2 separate regions of the Homo sapiens genome follow, and region 1 is linked to region 2. A link is an interaction called in ENCODE POLR2A ChIA-PET data of the cell type or tissue named here. Cell type or tissue: MCF 10A. All regions are shown on one strand. Each heading gives the region's core, and the rest is flanking DNA. Links, peaks and the distances in the headings are about the cores only.

What was found. Peaks named below come from ENCODE experiments on the same cell type or tissue, not always from the same donor. Only the 100,000 strongest peaks of a DNase experiment are listed, where the experiment ranks them.
Region 1: POLR2A ChIA-PET joins it to region 2 with 5 read pairs; 2 of 35 experiments call an interaction of 5 or more read pairs at or near these places.

Annotation. Positions count from the first base shown.
Region 1 is chr1:42,438,943-42,441,872 of GRCh38, reverse strand. ZMYND12 (zinc finger MYND-type containing 12) reads left to right here. Exons shown (of 8, transcript NM_032257.5): 4 at 1,848-2,017. Among named protein-coding and RNA genes, the nearest start is that of ZMYND12, 16 kb to the left of the region's middle. In MCF 10A, for the core only: no CTCF peak of the experiment used is centred there; a DNase peak (open chromatin) is centred at 1,772.
Region 2 is chr1:42,213,356-42,216,268 of GRCh38, reverse strand. All of the region lies in intron 5 of FOXJ3 (forkhead box J3), which reads left to right. Among named protein-coding and RNA genes, the nearest start is that of GUCA2A, 50 kb to the right of the region's middle. RefSeq lists an enhancer at 1,417-1,711. In MCF 10A, for the core only: no CTCF peak of the experiment used is centred there; a DNase peak (open chromatin) is centred at 1,508.

The DNA.
Region 1 (2,930 bases), core at 313-2,812, 230 kb before region 2:
CGAGGCGGGCGGATCACAAGGTCAGGAGATCGAGACCATCCCGGCTAAAACGGTGAAACCCCGTCTCTACTAAAAATACAAAAAATTAGCCGGGCGTAGTGGCGGGCGCCTGTAGTCCCAGCTACTTGGGAGGCTGAGGCAGGAGAATGGCGTGAACCTGGGAGGCGGAGCTTGCAGTGAGCCGAGATCCCGCCACTGCACTCCAGCCTGGGCGACAGAGCAAGACTCCGTCTCAAAAAAACAAAACAAAACAAAACAATACATGATGTTACTTGTGGGCTTATAAACAAAAAAAGAAAAAATGTAAACAAAAAAGACAAAAATGATATAGTAGAACAACTATTTACATAGCATTTACTTTGTATTAGGTATTATAAGTAATTTAGAGATGATTTAAAGCATAGGGAATGATGTGCATAGGTTATATGCAAATACTACACTACTTTATATTAGAGCCTTGAGCATCCTTATATTTAGGTATCTGATGGGGGTTCTGGAACCAGTTCCCTGCAGCTGTGACTCTATATAGTTCTATGAACATAACATATTATTTCATATTTCTATGACATTGCACATGCTGTTACTTCTGCCTGGGATGCTCTCCCTGCCTTATCTACCTGGAAAACTTCTATTCATCCTCAAAACCCAGCTCAGACTCTGCTTCAGTGTCCCTCTCCATCTCATCTATAGAATTAAACATTTCCTATCCTCTGACACTTCCAAAGCTTGTGTTGCTATTGCAATTATACTATATTGTAAATATATTTGTTTTCATGTTGCACTTTGATTCCCCATCACCCAACACAAGGCCTGGCACAGAAAGGGTATTAAATATGCATATATATATTTCACAATTGAGATATAATTCACATATCATAAAATTTACCCTTTTAAAGAACAATTAAGGCCAGACACAGTGTCTCACGCCTGTATTCCCAGCACTTTGGGAGGTCGAGGTGGGTGGATCACCTGATGTCAGGGGTTTGAGACCAGCCTGGCAAACATGGTGAAACCCTGTCTCTACTAAAAATACAAAATTAGTGGGGCGTGGTGGTGCATGCTTGCAGTCCCAGCTACTTGGAAGGCTGAGGCATGAGAATCACTTGAACCTGAAGGCAGAGGTTGTAGTGAGCCGAGATCGCGCCACTACACTCCAGTCTGGGCAACAAAGTGAGACTCCCTCAAAAAAACAACAACAACAACAAAAAAAGGACAATCCAGTGGTTGGTTTTAGCACATTCTGAAGGTTGTGCAACAATCACCATGATCTATTTCCACAACATTTTCATCACCCCTAAAAGAAAGCCTGTAATTGTCAGCAGTTACTCCCTCTTAGTGCCTCCCTTGCATTGGACCCCCTGTTAGTGCCTCCCTTGCATTGGACTCCCCCTGTCGCCTGGCCACCACTAGTCTACTTTCCGTCTCTATGGATTTGCCTATTCTGGACATTTCATATAAATGGAATCATACAATATGTGGCCTTTGGTGTCTGGTTTCTTTCACTTAGTATAGTGTTTTCAAAGTTCATCCACATTATAGCAGGTAGCACTACTTCATTCCTTCTTATGACTGAGTAATATTCCACTCATGGAGATGGAGATGGAGATGGAGATGGAGATGCCTCCTTTTGTTCATCCACTCATCAGCTGATGGACATTTACATTGTTTCTGTTTTTTTTTTTTTTACTCTTCCAAATAGGCTGCTGTGAACATTCCTGTATGAGTTTTTCTGTGTCAATAAATACTTGAGTCAATGAATACATGAGTGAATGGGTAATGACTCATATTTCCTCATGTGTTCTTTGGCCTGGATATGAATTATAACCTTCTTTTCTGCTTTTGGGCAGGTCTGGGCCGAATCGTTCAGGCTGAAGAATATCTATTCCAAGCCCAGTGGACAGTCCTCAAATCAACTGACTGTAGTAATGCCACCCACTCTTTACTGCATCGGAATCTGGGACTTCTCTATATAGCTAAGAAAAACTATGAAGAGGCCCGTTATCATCTGGCCAATGATGTAAACAAGCTAAGTTATAACACCTGTATATTTCCAAAATCTAAATTATAACACCTGTATATTTCCAAAATCTGTTTAATTTTTTTAAAACTGTGCATTTCTCTAAAACTTTCTGTTTACAACTGATTATTTGGTGGGATGTTAGCCATAACACAATTCTACCGACCCGAGTTCAAGCATTTCTACTTCATAGCTATTCAACCTTGGCCAGGTCACATATTCCTGAAGTTTCAGTTGCCCTGAAGAGTAAAGGGAGGCAAAACAGCATACTCGTTAAGAGAAGGGCTTTGCTGGCCGGGCATGGTGGCTCATGCCTGTAATCCCAGCACTTTGGGAGGCCAAGGTGGGTGGATCACGAGGTCAGGAGATTGAGACCGTCCTGGCCAACATGGTGAAACCCCGTCCCTACTAAAATACAAAAAATTAGCCAGGCGTGGTGGTGCATGCCTGTAGTCCGAGATACTCGGAAGGCTGAGGCAGGGGAATCACCTGAACCCGGGAGGTGGAGGTTGCAGTGAGCCGAGATCGCGCCACTGCACTCCAGCCTGGCGACAGAGCAAGACTTCGTCTCAAAAAAAAAAAAAGAGAGAGAGAGAAGGGCTTTGCTTCTAGTCACAGATCTGTTTCACTAGCCACATCGTCTTGGAAAATTTGTTTAACCTCTTTCATCACCTGCAAGACAGGAATAATAAAATAGTCTCTGTCTCACTGGGTCATTGCGAAGATTAATAATAGGACAATAAATGTATAGTACCTTGGCTATTATTTTAAAAAATAACAGTAATATCTCTACTTCAGAGTGTTGGTTATTAAATTTAAAAGAGCTAGATGTATAAGAAAGCACTTATCGATGATAAAACTCTGTACAAAGTTAGATGGGATGTTGAGGATGATAACTGAATTGTTCTTTCAA
Region 2 (2,913 bases), core at 1-2,500:
GGGATTACAGGCGTGAGCCACCGCGCCCGGCAACAGTAGTCTTTTATATTTAGCCAGTGTCTACCATTTCTGGTGCTTTCATTTGTTTCAGAAGGTCCAGGTTTTTTCTTTGCTATAATTTCCCCCTGCCTAAAGAACTTTCTTATAGTGCAGGTCTCCTAGCAACAAATTCACTTAGTTTTTCTTTCCCTGAAAATGTATTTATTTTGCCTTCATTTTTAAAAAATTTTCTGTTTCACATATATATGTATATGATATGTTATATAAATTTTTTCCCCCTTAGAGATGGGTGTCTCACTATGTTGACCAGGCTGGTCTCAAACTCTTGGCCTCAAGTGATCCTCCCATCTCAACCTCCCAAAGTGCTAGGTATGTGAGCCACCACGCCCAGCCTGCCTTCATTTTTGAAGAGTATTTTTTATTAGATATACAGTCTGGATTGATAATTCTGTTTTATTTTAGCACTTTAAAGATGTTCACTGTCTTATGACCTCCATCATTTCTGATGAGAAATCCACAGTCATTTCCTAGTCGATGTTTACCTGCATGTGATATGTAGTTTTTCTCTAGCTTTTTTCTATCTTTATTTTCAAGAATTTGATTATGATGTATCTAAGTGTGGTTTTTCCTTCCATTTATTTTTATTGGGGTTTACTGAGCTAATTGAATTTGTTAAATTTGTCTTTTACTAAATTTTCAAAGATTTTAGTCATTATTTCTTCTATTTTTTTCTGCCCTTTTCTCTCTTTATTCTTCCAGAAATCACAGATATACATTAGACCTTTTGAGATTGTCCCACAGCTTTCTGAGGCTCTGTTCTTTTTTTCATAAGCTTTTGATTCTTCAGATTGGTTACTGATCCGCCTTTAAGTTTACTGATTCTTTACTTATTCATTTCCATTTCAATATTAAGGCCATCCATTGATATATTTTTCTTTTGGATATTTTTCCATTCTAAAATTTTGATTTTTTTATTTTTCTCTTGAGATTTCCTTTATTATATTTCCATTCAAGTTTTTTTTAACTTTATTTCATTGAGCATAAATAATTATAATAGCTGTTTTAAAATCCTTGTCTCATAATTCCAGCAACTCAGTCTTTTTTGGAGTGGGCATCTGTAGATTTCCCTTTCTGCCAAGAATGGGCTGTATTTTCTGTTACTTGTGTGCCAGGTAATTTTGGATTGTGTCCTAGACATTGTGAATATTATGTTTTTATAGACTCTGGGTTCTATAATAATCTATAGAATATTGATATCTGTACTTTAGCTGGCTTAACTGTGTTACACTGTAAGCTTTCTCTTTCACCTTTTGTGAGTAGTGGTTCCAATTTCAATTTGATCCTTAAGCCTCTACTTTGATGCAGATCTGTATATGCATGGTTCAGGCCTCAGCCTGGCACATTTGTGCTGTGTTATACACAGGATTATGTATTATGTCTTTCAACTTTCTCTCTTACAGGATTGCCTTTTCTCTCTGGTGGCTGGCTGTGTTTACCTTGGGTCTTTGCCCTAGTTCCTCCTGACGGAAGAACAGCTTTAGCTGTCTGCACTCCACATCTATTGCCTAATCTTGGGGCAAAGCTGCAGCAAAACAGGAAATTCACCCACATTCTTCCCAAGTTTTGACTTACCTTCCCAACCTGCCTATTGTATTTACCCTTTGGAATGCTCAGAAAGCTATTTTTTTTCTCACCATAATACTTTATAGTTATCAGCAGAAGGTTGGTCTATAGGGGTATCACACTGCCAAACAGGAAGTGGAACTCAAATGGGTATGATTAGGGAACTCCAGAAAGGACCTTTCTTGAGCTAACTGGTGCCACCAGATTAGATTCATCGATACTTTCTTTGTCCAGAATTTCGGTTGATGGCTGCTGTAATAAATTATCCAAATACATTTTGGGATGCCTGGATCTATTGGCTTTACCGATCAGACTACTTTTTGCCTATTAAGAATATAGAATCAGTGCACCTATAAATAAAAATATGTACCATGCTATTGAGTGAATGTCAGAGTATGTGAAGAGAGTGCCTTTACTCTCTCTATTGAAACTGAAGTATTCATGAAAAAATAATTAAAAGCTTTTTTTTTGTTTGTTTAATTTACTGTTTTGTAATAGTTGAAGCTATGTGGGAGTACAGTGCCTCATACCAAAGCTGTCACCTTTCTTATTAGTCACCATTGAGTATTCCTTTGTTTTTACTTTGTTTTATTTTATTTTTAATTGACAATAATTGTATATATTTATGGGGTACAGTGTGATGTTTCAGCACATGTATACATTGTAGAATGTTCAAATTAGGCTAATTAGTTTATCACTTCAGATATCATTTGTGGTAAGAACATTTAAAATCCTCTCAGCTATTTTGAAATATACAATATATTATTAACTGTAGTCATTGGGATGTGCAATAGAACACCAGAACTTTGTACCCATTGACCAGTGTCTCCTCTTTGCCTGTTCCCACTTCTGGTAACCACCATTCTATTCTCTGCTTTTATGAGTTTGGGGTTTTTTTTAGAATCCACATGTAAGTGAAATTATACAGTATTTTCTATCTGTGGCTGGCTTATTTCACTTAGCATAATACCCCCTAGACAGAATTTCCTGTTCTTTAAAGACTGAATAATATTCCATTGTGTATGTGTACCATGTCTCTTTTCTTAGCTGTAGTACTAGTGATTTTATGAATCTGGGAGCATTGGAGTTAGGTGCATGTATATTTAGGTTTGTTATATCTTCTTGTTGAATTGGTCCTTTTATCATTATATAATCGTGTCTTTTTTTTTTTTTTAACTGTTGTTGTTTTACAGTCTTTTTTATATGATATATGAATAGCTACTCCTGCTTGCTTTTGGCTTCCATTTGCCAGAAATATCTTTTTTCACTCCTTTATCTTGAGTCTTTAAG